Regions from separate parts of the Homo sapiens genome. Here region 2 is linked to region 1. Evidence: chromatin loops called from intact Hi-C (ENCODE). Cell type or tissue: mesothelial cell of epicardium. All regions are shown on one strand. Links, peaks and the distances in the headings refer to the core of each region. The heading gives the core; the rest is flanking DNA. Region 1 has its middle 440 kb from the start of CSNK1G3. Region 2 has its middle 410 kb from the start of LINC01170.

What was found. Hi-C counts contacts between places; a loop is a spot of excess contacts. Peaks named below come from ENCODE experiments on the same cell type or tissue, not always from the same donor. Only the 100,000 strongest peaks of a DNase experiment are listed, where the experiment ranks them.
Region 2: a loop joins it to region 1, with 13 times the contacts of the local background. A loop is called at or near these places in 1 of 110 quality-filtered maps.

What each region holds. Positions count from the first base shown.
Region 1 is chr5:123,944,539-123,952,852 of GRCh38, reverse strand. No RefSeq gene overlaps it. Among named protein-coding and RNA genes, the nearest start is that of CSNK1G3, 440 kb to the right of the region's middle. In mesothelial cell of epicardium, for the core only: no CTCF peak of the experiment used is centred there; a DNase peak (open chromatin) is centred at 3,303.
Region 2 is chr5:124,020,459-124,028,802 of GRCh38, reverse strand. No RefSeq gene overlaps it. Among named protein-coding and RNA genes, the nearest start is that of LINC01170, 410 kb to the left of the region's middle. RefSeq lists an enhancer at 3,069-3,642. In mesothelial cell of epicardium, for the core only: a CTCF peak has its summit at 7,321; a DNase peak (open chromatin) is centred at 3,307.

The DNA of each region.
Region 1 (8,314 bases), core at 1-8,000:
TTCTAAGACAGTGGTTCCCAACCATGGCTACATCAAAACCATATTGAGATATCTCTTAAAAATATAGTCTGGAAACCTAACCCACAGACTTCTGCAAATCTAAGGCAGAGTATACAAATGTGTTTTTTAAATTATTTATTTATTCATTTATTATAAAATCATTTATTTATTCATTCAGTCAGTTAATTGACTGCTAGTACCAGATGCACTTTTAGATACTGGGATAGAATGGTAATCAAACATCACAACTTCTTATCATATGGAGTTTACAGTCTCATAAGAGAGATGCAGATTAATTTAGAAGTTATACTACTGAAGTTATATTTAGAAGTTATACTACCAAGAATATAGTTACAACTCACATAAGTGATCTAAAGGAAAGAATTTGGGGAGAGTGTAAGAGAAGAATATGGCTTAGCCTGAGGGCCAAGAGAAGGGACACTTAGCTAAGACCTAAAGGATAAGTCTATAGTTATTCAGAAAGGGTTTGGCTGGAGGGGCTATAGTTCCACGTGGAAGTACAGTTACATGAGAAGGTTCTGTGGCAGGAATGAGAATACAGTGTTGGGAAAATCAAAAGAAAAGTGTGGCTGGATCAGGAGTAGAGGGGTGGGAAAGAATTAAAGAATGGGGATGAGAATTAAGATGTAGGCAGGGTCTGACCCAGGTAGGGGTCATGAATAATATGTTGAAGGTTTTGTCCTTGATTCTAAGAAGAAAGGGAAATCATTTCTGCAGTTTACACATTGTGTGTATATGAGTGGAATGTGGGTACAAAGTACCCTGATCAGGGTTACATTTTTAAATAACCCTGGCTACCTTGTAGAAAACAGATGGGCATTATACCAGAACAAACGTTAAATACTATAGTATCACAGACAAAGATGATGTGGAATGAAAGAAGAAACAATATATTTGGAAGCCATTTAAGAGGTATGGTAAACAGGACTTTGCAATGGATTTGACTTGGGATAAGCATTACGGTGTTCCCAAATATAACTTCTGGTTTTGGGGTTTGTGCAAATGAATGGAAGGCAGTGTGATTCATTGGGACAGGGTCACTGAATGAGGGCAAAATGTGGTGAGGACATTGTGATTCATTCTTGAATATGTTGAAACTTGAGATGACTTTGTGATATTGCAACGGACTTGTTGAATAAAGTCTGGAAGTCTAAGCAGAGGCCCGACACTTGGTTCCATACAACTGCAAAGTGTGCTGTAAAGAAAAAAGGCCCACAGAAATAATCTTAGGTAGCAGCTACAGCAATTTAAAATTATATTTAATGTTAAATATCAGGATTATTGGCATATACCCTGCGGTGTCATCTATTAATCAAATCAAACCCAATTTTAAAGAACAAAGATAAGTCTGAAAGCCCTCGGAGTTGTGGTTAACATACTTCGCTATGTCTACAGTTGCACTAAAAGTGATTTTTTGATAACGAGATAGTGTGTGCACTCTCGTGGGAGCTGAAACAACTTCAAAGAAATCTTCCCCCTTCTTCTTTCATTTCTGCAGGAAAGAAGGCAGAGCATGTGGAGCGAGTGAATAGGGTGTGCAAGGTGAGAAAGCAGTCCAATTAAATTTCAGGGGAATGATGGGAGTGAATAAAATACAATAATAAAACACAGTATCTCTCGTAAGCAAGTAAGTTTGAAAAGAATTGGCAAAAATACAAGAAAAAAAGGCAGCCCCCAGCTATGTTAGAATTTTCCTCTCTGACCATTTCCCTCTTTATTATTTGGCAGTCTGTGATAAAATGTGGCTCCATGGACACTACTCCTAATAAAAACTTCATTGGCAAGATTTATTCTATTTAGCATTGCTAATAGAGAGGCATCTCTGATTAGAAAGCCAGGACACTTTTGGAGGGAATACGTGCTGTGAGTTTCCTGGCAATTGGCTACAGAAGGGAATGAGAAGTCTACATTCTATGGTGTTTCTTTAACGACTCACAGAGATTTACTAGACGCTAGATGCATGTGGCTTTACCTGGAAAAGTAAAGTTGCCTAACAGGGAACTCTGAAGGAAATTTGAAAGTTCATCACAACTATTCCTAAGCCTTCAATTTCCCATATTCACTTTCTTTTCCTTTCACAGTTTTGAGTATTTATATTAATTAATTTTCTATATGCCTGTCCTTTATGGTTAATAATCTAAAATTCTATTTAAAAAGTAACACATGCAATTATATACATATATATGTATGTATGTTGTATGTATGTATGTAGTGGAACTAGGATGGTTTGAGTCTGAACTGCACATGTAGTCCAAACCTGTTTTTGTTTCAAGGATTCGATTTGGCCTTCTTTTTGCCCAGACTCATGCATTCTCACAGGCTCTAGCCTTTTATTATTCTGTGGAAAAGACCGCTGAGTGAAATATCTGAAGGTAGTAGACAAGCAACGCTGCCAGACAGTGAGAATATAACATCCCTCTGCTTCCCAGTGTAGGCCCAGTGGGCAGTTAACCATTTCAGTGCCACCGTGGTGCACGCTTGACTCGCACACCTAGGCTGGTGGCTCAGCACACACCCTGCGTTTCCTCCCTGATCCATTTTTACCCTGCACTGAGGCAGTCAAGGAACCCCTTACAGTGTTCTCACTAATTATCTCTGATGTGCGGTTGGCAAGATTATTTGCTACGCTCTGTCTATATTCTCTGCTAGGTTGGCCTCACCCCTTGGGAGATAAGAAGATGTGTGTCTTTGAATCAAAAGATCTGAAAATGCAGTCAAGATGTACTCCTGTGATCCCTTAATGTACTTTAAGCCAGGGCCCCTTTTATTGTCTCTCAAACACCATTTCCCAAGTGCACTGCAGTGTCAGCCTATTCTTCAAAGTGCCCTTACAGAGAGCACCTGATGTCCCCAGCTGGAAGAAAAGTGAAGGACAGGCACGACCCTGCTGCTTATCATGCAGGGCCTAGAAATACGTCATGAGGAAGCACCATTTTTCCCACTGGGACTGGGGGTAAATGCAGAATCTCTCTCAATTTCAAAGTCCTCCAATGCTTCCTGAAGACAGCGGTATGTATATGTGTGTGTCTCTGTGTGTGTGTGTCTCGTTTTTTAATATGGCCTGATTATACAAATGACATTGAGAGGTGACAGTGTGCTGGCAGCCCTCACAGCCCTCACTTGCTCTCAGTGCCTCCTCGGCCTCGGCGTCCACTCTGGCCATGCTTGAGGAGCCCTTCAGCCCACCACTGCACTGTGGGGGCCCCTCTCTGGGCTGGCTGAGGCTGGAGCCAGCTCCCTCAGCTTGCAGGGAGTTGTGGAGGCAGAGGCGCGGGCGGGAACCGGGGCTGTGCGCCGCGATTGCGGGCCAGCGGGAGTTCCGGGTGGGCATGGGCTTGGCAGGCCCCGCACTCGGAGAGGCTAGACAGCACTGCTGGTCCCGGGCAGTGAGGGGCTTAGCACCTGAGCCAGCAGCTGCGGGGGTGGCGCTGGGTCCCCCAGCAATGCCGGCCTGCTGGTGCTGCTCTCAAATTCTCGCCGGACTTTAGCTGCCTCCCGGTGGGGCAGGGCTCGGGACCTGCAGCCTGCCATGCCTGAGCCTCCCCGCTGCCATGGGCTCCTGTGCAGCCTGAGCCTCCCTGAGGAGTGCCACCCCCTGCTCCGTGGCACCCGGTCCCATCCAAAGCCCAAGGGCTGAGAAGTGTGGGCGCACAGCGTGGGACTGGCGGGCAGCTCCACCTGCGGCCCCAGTGCGGGATCCACTAGGTGAAGTCAGCTGGGCTCCTGAGTCTAGTGGGGACTTGGAGAACCTTTATGTCTAGCTAAGGGATTGTCAATACACCAATCAGCACTCTATGTCTAGCTCAAGGTTTATAAATGCACCAATCAGCACTCTGTATCTAGCTTATCTGGTGGGGACTTGGAGAACCTTTATGTCTAGCTAAGGGATTGTGGATGCACCAATCAGCACTCTGTGTCTAGCTCAAGGTTTGTAAACACACCAATCAGCATCCTGTGCCTAGCTCAAGGTCTGTAAATACACCAATCAGTGCTCTGTGGGGACTTGGAGAACTTTTGTGTCTAGCTCAGGGATTGTAAACACACCAGTCAGCACCCTGTCAAAACGGACCAATCAGCTCTCTGTAAAACAGACCAATCACCCTCTGTAAAATGGACCAATCAGCAGGATGTGGGTGGGGCCAGATAAGGGAATAAAAGCAGGCTGCCTGAGCTAGCAATGGCAACCCGCTGGTTCCCTTTCCACACTGTGGAAGCGTTGTTCTTTCGCTCTTTGCAATAAATCTTGCTGCTGCTCACTCTTTGGGTCCACGCTGCCTTTATGAGCTGTAACACTCACCACTAAGGTCTGCAGCTTCACTCCTGAGGCCGGTGAGACCATGAACCTACCCGGGGGAATGAACAACTCCAGATGCGCTACCTTAAGAGTTGTAACACTCACAGTGAAGGTCTGCAGCTTCACTCCTGAAGCCAGCGAGACCAGGAACCCACCAGAAGGAAGAAACTCCAAACAAGTCCAAACATTAGAAGGAACAAACTCCGGACATATCACCTTTAAGAACTGTAACACTCACTGCGAGGGTCCACGGCTTCATTCTTGAAGTTAGTGAGACCAAGAACCCACCAATTCCAGACACAACATCTCTTTATGAAAAATTAAAATTGAACTCAAAAGGCAAGCTCGCTTGTTTGATGGAGGTTTAGGAACTTGAGGAGAAAGATGTGCTTCTCTTCCCTTTTCTCCTTGTCCTCCTTTTCCTCCTCCTTCTCTTATCCCCTTACTTAATACTTTCAAAATGTAAAAGCAATTCTGAGGGGCCATATGGAAAACAGGTTGCAAGCCAGATTTGGCCCTCAGGCTGTAGTTAGAAGGCCCCTGTTTTAGATTATCTCAGATTATAACGACATCATTATCTTGGCTTTTAATTAAGAATATAGAAACAAAAACAATATTATAGGATATCTTACTCCCCATTCTGAATCTTGCCTTTTGTGTGCTCTGTGAACTACAGCCCCTGTGGCCTACCTTCTGTTCCTTTACTCACTCTGCTTTAGGAGAAGGGCCTGATCTGATGGTAAATTTGGGGAAATCTAAGCATGCTTGGCTCAGTTCAGCTCTTCTTCCCCTTGAGTGTGAGCTGTTAATTCATTCTCCCATTTAACAACAGTGGTTCTGTGTGTCAGACCCTGTTCTAGGCACTGGAATTCCAGTGAATTTAAAATCTCTTACATTCCAATAGGAGAGGTGGAAAACAAACATAATAAATTAAACAAGTATTTTTAAAGTGACACATTTAAAAAAAAAAAAACTAAATTAGCGAGAAGAAATATCAAAAGTTTCAGGGCTGAAATTTGAGATACACTGCCCAGGAAAGGCTCACTGGGACAGTGATTGTAAATAGCACCATATAAAAGTGAGTAACAGAAGTTTGTGGATATCTGAGAGAAAAGCGTTCTCAGAAAATTGCTCTGGAATAGTGCAAAGGTCCTGCTATGTTCTGAATGTTTGCGCCCCCACCCAAAATTTATATGTTGAAATCTAATCACCAACATGGTATTAGGAACTGGGGCCTTTGGGAAGGTGGTTAGGTCGTGAGAGTGGAGCGCTCATGAATCGGATTAATGCCCTTATAAAATGCTCCCAGAGAGCTGCCTTGCCTGTTCTTTCATGTGAAGATGGTGAGAAGTCACCATCTATGAAACAGAAAGCAGACCCTCACTGGACACTGAATCCACCAGTGCCGTGATCTTAGGGTTACCAGCCTCTAGAACTGAGAAATAAATTTCTGCTCTTTATAAGCTATCCAGTTTATAGAATTTTGTTATAATAGCCTAAATAACTAAGACAGGCCTTAAAGCAGAGAATGTCTCCTGAGTTTGAAGAACAGCAAGGAATGCAGAGTGACTGGAGCAGAGAGGCAGCCTAATTTGGCTTGTGTTTTAACTCCTGAGATAAGACTTGTGGAGGGTAGGGGCACTGAAAAAGGGATTAGAGTTAAGCAGTTATTGCAATAATCCAGAGGAGTGATGATGGTGCTAGCAGTGAAGGTTGTGAGAAAGAGCTGGATTCTGGATTTATTTGAAGTATGACTGACAAAATTTGCTGATACATTACATGCAGCGTACAGAAAGATAGATATCAAGGATTTAAAAGGTTTTGACCTTGTTGGTGAAAAGAGTCAAACTCTGTAAAATATTTGAAGAGATTTATTCTGAGCCAAATATGAGTGACCATGGCCCATGACACAGCCCTCAGGAGGTCCTGAGAAAATGTGCCCAAGGTGGTCGAGGTACAGCTTGGTTTTATACATTTTAGGGAGGCATGAGACATCAATTAAATACATTTAAGAAATGCATTGGCTTGGTCCAGAAAGGCAGGACAACTCAAAGGTGAGGGGAGTGGGGGCTTCCAGGCTATAGGTCAATTTAAACATTTTCTGGTTCACAATTGGTTGAGTTTGTCTAAAGACCTGGGATCACAGAAAGGAAATGTTCAGGTTAAGATCAAAGATTGTGGAGACCAAGGTTCTTCTGAAGTCTTATAGTGGCTCCCCTTAGAGACAATAAATGACAAATGTTTCCTATTCAGATCTTTGAAAGGTACTAGACTTTTAGTTAATCTCTTCAGGATTGGGAGGGCCTGGAAGTAAAAGATCTAGCTATGTTAATAGAGATTCCTTACAGATGCAGATTTTCTCCCACAAAGGATGGCTTTGCAGAGCCATTTCAAGATATGGCAGAGAAACATGTTTTGGGGTAAAATATTTTTATTTTCTTCCGTGTCTCATAATATTATGCCAGAGTCATATTAGAAAGTAAGCCCCAATATATATGGCTAAATAAAACCCTGATAAGAATTCTGATAAGAATTTCTAGGGCATGAGTCCCCACACACCTGAGATAGGAATTTGAGCAAGATAAAAAAAATTAGATCTTAGTCCTCAACCTGAACAACTGAAGAATGGATTTACCATTAACTGAGGTGGGAAAGACTAGGAAAGGAGCTGTTTGGGGTGAAGGTGGGGAGAAAAGATCAAGAGTTCAGTTTAAACATATTAAGTTTGAGGTGCCTATTATACATCCAAGTAGATTGAATGGGGGGTGAACACATGATTCTGGAGTTCAGAGGAAAAGCTTAAGCTTAACATCAGCTCAGAGACAGGATTTAAAGTTGTGGGACATGATGAGACCATTTAGAGAATGAGTGTAGTCAGAAGAACAGATGTCATCCAACGTCTAAATCCTCAGACACTCTGACATTTACAATTGGAAGCAAGAGGCAGGAACAGCATAGAGACCAAAAGAGGTAGGAGGAAATGAGCTGAGTATGGTAACATATGTTTGAATACAGGTTCCATGGCTCATCTACTGGGGGATGCTTGCCTGGGTCCAAACCTGTTTGGGTCTCTCCATGGATAGTTCTGCCTAATTCTGATGTCTGGTATTGATAACCATACTTGGCTAATAGACTTGGATAAAGCCACGTCTTTTTATCTGACCATGAGTGTCACTTTTGTTATTTTCTAAAATTGTTCAGGACTAGATGGGAAAGAATGCTATTACATATTAAGACTCCTTTGGGGCCTCCTAAGAGAAAAAGGAAAAACTGAACAAGTACATTTGGCTTGGAGAACTAAACTAATCTTTGGATTTTTTTAAACCAAGCACCAAATGTATCATATATTTAGGGTACTATAGTATTTTTTCCAAAAAACAAAGATAATATATTTTGAAACATATCATGGTATTTTTGTCCATTATTTAGTTTTACTTTCCTTTTAATATTTATTCTCAACAACCAATGAGCTATTCTTGTTGTTCTTTGGAATTCCATAATTTAGTATTTGGTTAGGATAATTCATCATTTTTTTTCCAGTAAATTTGCCTGTAACATATATGGTGAACATTTTGAGATATGAAAACAGGAAATTTTTAACTCAAAAATTTTTTCTCTTAAAACTTTGTTTTTTTTATTCTTGCTGATGTTTCTTCTTCTTCTTCTTTTTCTTTTTTCTTTTTTGAGACGGAGTCTTGCTCTGTCACCCAGGCTAGAGTACAGTGGTGCAATCTCAGCTCACTGCAACCTCCACCTCCCGGGTTCAAGTGATTCTCCTGCCTCAGCCTCCCAAGTAGCTGGAATTACAGGCACCCACCAACATGCCCAGCTAATTTTTGTGTTTTTTTCAGTAGAGATGGGGTTTCACCATGTTGGCCAGGCTGGTCTTGAACTCCTGACCTCAGGAGATCTGCCCATCTCGGCCTCCCAAAGTGTTGGGATTACAAGTGTGAGCCACCGTGCCTGGCCATTTCTTCTTTTCTTAAGAAAATCCAGTCA
Region 2 (8,344 bases), core at 27-8,026, 76 kb before region 1:
TCCTGACGTTAGTCTTATGAATAAGCAATTGTAGTTTCCTACTTATTTTCCTATCCAGGACAGTGATGTTTCTTTATTATTATCTAGGAACATTTTATATAGCTCCTAATTATTTAGAAAATAATTTTATTTCAAACCTCCTACGTTGTGTAGATAATCAAAATTTTTGGCAATACAAACTTTATACTAGAGTTTGTTGTCTTGTGTTATTCTATGAGGCTAAAGGTACCTAAGAATTAGCACAAGTCTACTAAATTTAGTACAAGCACCGTCTTTAAGCTGGTAACGTGAATAAGTACACTTCAGAAAAATCAGCTGAAAAAATCCATCAGTAAGTTTTATTCCCATATTTGTGAATGACAACGTTTCACTTTTGCAAACTGATTCAATTGTAGTAAACTAGCATTTAAGGCATTGTCTGTGAAGACATACATTTGTTATACACAAGACAAATCCGATAGCTGTAGATCTAAGATACTAGTATACAATTATGAATGCAAACTTCTGACTATCCCTCAAGAACACCTATAAAGGAGAGACAGAGTGCTGTTTTTCATCCAAATTAATCCCATAGGGCCCAGAACTCTTAATTGCAGGGAAATATCCTTTTATCATGGTTCATTCTTTGATACCAATTGATGTGGAGAAAAATCCAAACTGGAGAATGGAGGTCATTATAAGAAGCAGATTTTCCCATTTAACAGATATTCAGAATTTAAGTAGAAGTTGATGGAAGTGGGCCCATAGCTGACTTACAATATGATCACAACTTTGATGATTTCACTCAAATTAGCATAGACACTGAGCTATCATAATACCGTGTAACTACTTTGTAGTTGAAGAGTAGGTTGCTATTGGCCACTGTAGTTTAAAAGGCCGTAATTATTTTCCAGTTCCAATCTCACATCAAAATTTCAGATTTGTATATCCAGTCATTTACTCAATGTCTTTGGATGTCTGATAGAGATTTCACATTTAACATGCCCAAAGCTGACTACCAACATTTCCTCTGACGTGTGCTCTACTTACAGTCTTCACTGCCTTAACTGAATGGTGACTACAACCTACCAGTTGCTCAACCAAAAGCCCTGAAGTTATCCTTGTCTCCTCCCTTTTCTCATGCCCTATATTAGTTGGCTGGACTGCCATAACAAGATAACATAGACTGGGTGGCTTAAACAACAAAAAGTTATCTTCTTGCACATCTGGAGACTGGAAGTCTGAGATGAAGGTGCCAGCATGGTCGAGTTCTGGTGGTGGCCCTCTTCCTGGCTTGCACAAGGCCATCTTCACACAGTGTCCTCACATGGCAGTCAGAGAGAAAGAGATCAAGCTCTGTAGTGTCTCTTCTTCGAAGGGCACCAATCCCACCATGAGGGCTGCATTTTCATGATCTCATCTAACCCTAACTATCTCCCAAATGTCCTATGTCCACATGCCATCACATTGGGGGTTAGGAGGACACATGTGAATTTTAGGGGGATACAATTCATTCCACGGTACATCTCAAGTCTAATCTATTAGGAAATCCTCTTGAATCTACCTTCCAAATATATCTAGAATCTAAACTACATATTGGAAACCTAAATAATATTACACTAATGCTGTGGTTCAAGCCACTCCCATCTCTCATCTATATTATTACAATTGCCTCTTAATTGTTCTCCTTTCTTTGACATTGCTCTCACATAAACCAGAGTGAATGTTTTAAACTAAAAGTCAAATCGTGTTATTCCTGTGCTCAAAATCTTACATTAACATCAGCTTTCCACTTCACTTGACTAAAACTGTTTCTTTCCAGTTACCTATGAAACCGCACATGATAGCCTTCCCCAACATACGCACACACCACATACACCTTATTAGTTCTCTGATCCCTTCCTCTATTCTTCTCCCCCTTGCTCACTCTGCTTCAATCACATTGGCCTTGAACTTACATGTCAGGCATGATTACAGCCTGTGTACTGATGCCATGTGTACCCAGAAGACACCCATATTAGCATGACACTCTTTCTCCTATTTCAAGTCTTTACCAAACTCTTGAGGCCTCCCTACTCTCAAATCTCCCCCAACCAACTTCCCAATAATATTTACCCCCCTTTTTTTTCTTTTCTTCCCCATAAGCTTTCATTAATTTTCTTTTTTTATTTTTTGAGATGGAGTCTCACCCTGTTGCCCAGGCTGCAGTGCAATGGCGTGATCTTGGCTCACTGCAACTTCCGCCTCCAGGGTTCAAACGATTCTCCTGCCTCAGCCTCATGAGTAGCTGGGATTACAGGAGCTCAACACCGTGCCGAACTAATTTTTGTATTTTCAGTAAAGACAGGGTTTCACCATGTTGGCCAGGCTAGTCTCGAACTCCTGACCTGGTGATCCTCCTGCCTTGGCCTCCCAAAGTGCTGGGATTACAGGCGTGAGTCACCGCGCCTGGCCTAATTTTCTAATTTACTTTCTTGTTATGTTTATTGTGTACTATCGATCTCATTCTGCTTCAGTGAAAGCTTCCTAGGAACAGAAATCTTACTCTGTTTTGTGCAGTGTCATATCCTAAGCATCTAGGGCAGTGTCTGCATATAGCAGGTGGTCAATAAATATTTGTTGAAGGAAAAAAGAAAAGTTTCGGTTGGAACAGTGACCCTTGTAATTTGAAATTATTAATACATTCCACCACTATTCTGATCTCTTTTTCCACATTCCCTCCTACTTCCACTCCAGCCAACATTAATTGGTCAATGCACACATGAATGCTAACTCACTACTACATATTTCACAAAGTGCAATATGGTAGAGATTTAAACGAAAAGATATGGCTCCTTCCCTCAAATAAGGACAAGTGATTGACAACAAACAGAAAACAATAACACATGTACTATAGGATTCTATGAAAATGTTTAAATTTTGTAAGAGTTTGAGGCAAAAAACATCAGAAAAGTTTGGAACTATAATTGTAAAAGGCTTCCCGGTACAGAAAGGGATTTGAAAAGTGAAGAATAATGAAAATAATATACATAAAACATCATATAATTGTTTTTATGATTATATGACATGTATTATATTCATTTACTTTGTTGTTACATGGAGTAATTCCTTAAATGAAATCACTGAGACTGGCTTCCAAACTGGCTGACTAGGGCCTCTAAGCAGAAGGAAAGCTTGTCAACAGATGTCACATTCTGCTAAACTGACTTACCACAAGAATAGGCTGTTGGGAGGAAGCAGAGAGGTCTCTGTGATTTTCATTCAGTAGTAAATCAGCCAAATCAAAACTCAGGGATACGATGTGGCAAAGAATGTAGGAACCTCAGGCATGTCAGGTTTTCCCTGGAGGGGAGCGGCATAAGCAGGCGAGCACAAAAGCCACATAATCACCTTATTCATGACTTTGAGTTCATCTCGGCTGGTATCGATTGGCAAGCAGTTGCAAAGAGAAAATCATGAATGTCACTCTTAGAGAAAAGCTTAAATATATTAGCTAGCTAATTGAAAGCCTTCAACACACACCAGGCTTCAAGCAGCCCCACAAGAAAACCAGTTAAATTTATCATAGGTGGAATGAGTAGAAGGGAGTCAAGATGATCCCCAAATGCTGATGCCTCCTAACTTCTAACTTTTAAATAGTACATTCTGTTTCTTACAACTTTTGTCTAGTGAAGATGTTTATGAACGTTTTTCATGTTTATTGTGTTTTAGTAATAGAAAAATTTAGAGTAAGAAAACATGCTTATAGAGTAATTTCCCTTACAGTCTTCATGATAATGTATCCAGGAAGAGCTGCTCAATGAAACTCTACTCTGTATTATTAATACTAGTAATCACATACTGCAGTTTAAAGTTTCCTGTCTTGTTAACATGAACTTAAGCAGCTTGACACATTCAAATATGTATAGTGACTCGATTACATACCAAAACCAAATGGCTATAGTTTGTCAACATAATAAAGATAGGAGATAACTATGGTTATGATAGAACAATTAGGATACCATCTGACCAGGGCATGGAATATATGTCCATTCATTCATTCATTTATTTATTCAAAAAATATTTATTCAGTGACTTCTGTTGCAACAAATAATGACTTGATAAAGTGGGTATGGGGAAAATACGAGAAACTTAAAAGTGAGGGTGAGAAATTAAAAAGTTCTGTGTCTTAAAGTAGGAAGCATTAATATTATAAACAGAGAGGTGTCTCAATGGAGCAGTGAAACTCCTGGACAGGATGAAGCAAGTATGGATTAGAGGCAGGAAATGGAAAAGGCCACACTAGGGGTAAAGCAGGGAAGGAGAGGGAGGGTGAGATGTGATCTGAGACAGCTATCAAATACACCCGTAAATAGGCCAAAGTAATAGTTGGATGAGAACAAGGGGAAATTCTTTTTTTGAAAAGTGATGAGAGCAGAAGCCTGTTTCCAGGGTATGTCAGAGGAAATGGAGGCAGTAGACATAGGCTGCTTATTTGAAAAGTTTGAAAAGAGAAAAAAATTACAGCAGTAACTAGAGAGGGCAGCTGGGTCAGGAGAACATTTTCTAAGACAGCGAAGAACTAGACATTTTTGAAGGCATAAGGGTGAAAGCTGTGAGGAGGGTTTGAAGATACCTGAGAGGGCGGAGATCAACTGAGAATTAGAGTCTTTATGGGCCTGGGAAGAGCAGAGTAGGATGGCACAAAAGTGGCTCTGAGCTTTAGAGGAGGAGAAGGACTTGCTTCTGGAGTGGAGACAGGATAAGAAGTAAGTCACTGTAACTAAATGTGCCAACCGATAATGACTTGATCTTAATAGTGATATAAATACTAAAGGCAGTATCTGAGGAAGATTATACCTTCCTTCACTTTTATTACAACCTCATCATGACAACAAAAGCACACACACTCACCTGTAATTAAAGTACATCTCTCCTTCCACACTTTGATTTCCACTGAGTTTCTAATACTGATTTTTACCATTTTTTTCTCTTACCAGTCTTATTCTCTTTTTTAAAAATTCATTTTTATGTACTTGCCCTGCCAGACACATCAATCTGCTGTACGCTGCTTATATACCCCTGGAATTACCTCCCCCGACCGTATATTACTCTCCTTCTTTTCTAAGAAATAAACTGTCTTGTATTTTTAGATAAAGACCAACAGAAATTAATGTAATTTGATCCTTGCCTGTGTTATTATCTTTTCTTGATTTTCAATTTGATTTTTACTTGGAGCATGATGTATTTGAGAATTAAAAATAGCTCTTTTTTTCCTTTCATCGTGTTTGTTTTTCCATTTTCAAATATAAGTCATTTAAGCCAGTGGGCTTCAAATAGGGGGTCACAACCCAGTGGGTGTGCAAGATGGAATACAAAAGGAAAGTATTAAAATTTCCCTGTGTTTAAGTCTAACAGTATGAAATAAATTATTTCTTCTAATATTTAGCAGGTAAACTGAATGAGGCCCAGTTCATATGTCACACTGTCATATGTCACAAATTCTATACAAATATTCAGCCTATTATTGGCATATTGCAGCTTCTGTGTGTCTGGTTAAGGAAAGCTTAATATGACCCACTTTAAAGACCATTTCTCATTAAGAAGTACAAGTGACTTTAAGAGATTCTGGCAGAGAAAAACACACATTAAAGGTTAAAGGTTATACTCATAATACAAAACAGGCAAACAACTAGAAATTGGCAGACCTGTCACTACTACTTTCTAAGTGAGCTCAATTTCAGCCAATATTCACAAGAAAAAAAACGGAAAAAGATCTGACAAGCAGTTAGCCGACAAAATTAAAATTATTGAGAAGACTGTTTTGAATATAGGTTTACTCATATTATCATTAGAGATGGCTGTAATCCCAAGCGTATATTTCACCTTTAGATACTAGTTAATAATTGTACAAGAATAAAATTTATAAATAAATAAATATTCATGTAGTGGGGGATTTTCTCAACATCGTTTTACTAATAGAGGTGTACAATAATAGCTGGGAGACCTCTGATCTAGTATATTTTCAATTGGATAATATGAATAAATTTTTTTCATAAAATAACAAAACATTAAGGTTCCCATAACTATAAAATGTAGTTTTGAGAATTGTGGAAGATTAGTATTGCTTTTGAAAATGTACCAATTTTCCCTTAAACTACTATACAGCAGAGTACAAAAGAAACCTCTCTATTGGCAAATTTTAGTAAGATATTGGCAAAGATTAGTAAGATGCTTCAAGGGTGAAGATGGACACTCTAGTGGCCTGCCACACAGCACAAGCACTGATTTTTAGGTTGAGTTACTATTATCTCTATATTTCATATACTGTTCAAGTAACCACTGCATCAAGTTTTGGAACTTGATGGCAAACAACCATGAACACTTTGGAAATTTTACTTCACTTCTATTATAGTTTTAAATGTCCTAACTCTAAAGTAGATTTTTAAGTTATCTCGGTAATTGATATGCCGATTGGGGCTTGATTTTCATCCTTGGAATACTCACAAACATGGAAATGAGTCTTCTAAATGGTTCTACTGTGCTGGGAAACAAACACTCATAATTTTGTCCTCAAAGAAAACAGATCTTTATCATGCATTATGTCCACCAGTTATACTCCATTTTCCACGAGGACACAAGAGATTTTCTCTTTTTCTATTAGTTAGCATGGGGGCTTAATCATAAATGCAATTCCATAGACTAGCATTGATTCAAGTGGACTATTACCTCCAGCAGGAATTCTCTAACTGTATTTTCCTTCCAAAATTTTAAAAGCGGCATGCCAGCTCCCATGTGTAGATATCATTACATTTAAAATTAAAGTGAACCAGCTGGGCATTTTACTAGTGTTTTGTTTAGAAACTGAGAAGCTAGCTCTGTGAGTCATTAGCTAGTCTTCTACATGGTGATGAATACTACACAATTGAAAAGCCTATTTTTTTTTGAATTATAAAAACATTCTTTAAGGTAGAAAATATCTATGGTAATGACTACTTAGATTTACATAGTATCTGTTTTAAAGTTTCCAAAGCACTTTAGAGAGTTATTAATTTTCACATTTCTCCCTGGAATGGAATATGAACAGACTGAGAAAACTGAAGTAATGAAGTCACATGATGCTCCCAAGCTTCATTAGTAAGCAATGAAGAAGCAAAAAAATACAATTAAGAATTACCTTGTGACAGAGTTCTTAGATAGACTAAAAAGCTATCTAAGCAATAGATTGTTTCAATAATAATACTTCAATACATTGTAGTCCACCTAATAAAACCATAATGTCAACTAAACTGTATATTGTCAAGCTGTCTTTGTGATGATTGCATAATTTTTAAAGCCAAATTTCCTCTGAAGTGCTAGGGTGATGTTATCTTTAAATAAAGAATCTGGGACCATTTTATTAGAATAATACTTAGTTAAGCAGCTAAGAAAAACCCCTTGTGGCAATCTAGAATATTACATATAAAAGATTGTAGGCCTGGCAGGAGAGCTCATAGAACATTTCCCTGCCCAGGAACTCCAGGCTTTAACTATCAGAGACTGAGGGTGGGCAGGAGACTTAAGAGGACATTGCAAAGCACTGAGGACCTTCATGAATGTATGACACCGTCTTTCTAAAGAATAGAGAAGTGGGTGGGGGAAGGTTGCAAACAATTTGCTGAGATAAAGAAACTAATTGGTGGTAGGACTGGAGAGAAAGAGACTCTCTGGTGTCCCCATTATCTTTTAACTTGGCAGTAAACTATAGTGGTATCTTCAACAATTCTAAAAGCTGATGATTTGGCTGTGAACACAGACAGATCTCTTCAGATCTCCATCCCAGCTAATGGGAAAGTTATACTCCCACCCTCAAAATATTTCAAGCCAGTTGTGAACTGAATCAAACTAATGCTGTAATAAAATCCAGACTCAGCTAAGCCACAGATCAGATTGACTCATTTCTAGTAGACTGACAGAAAATGGGGCAGTATTTTTCTGAAGATAAATATCTACTTTAGATTCCCTGTTCCTTATATTAAGTGTCTGGAATACACTTATAGATTACAAGACACACAACAAGTCAAGAAAATGGCATTCATTATCAAGAGTTGAAACCATCAATAGAAGCAGATCTAAAGATAGACCAAACATTGATATCATCAGACAGCTACTTTAAAATATAGATAGCAAAAATGATTAAAGATATATTCAAAACGGTGCACAACATTCATAAAGAAATGGGACATATTAGCAGAGATACAAAAACTATTTTAAAAAACAAACTAAATGGAAATGCTAGAAATGAAAATTACAACATTAGAACTGAAGAACTCATATATGGACTTAGAAGCAGATTGGACATAGCAGAGAAAGCTACTAGTAAAGTTAAAACAGTCAATAGAAAATA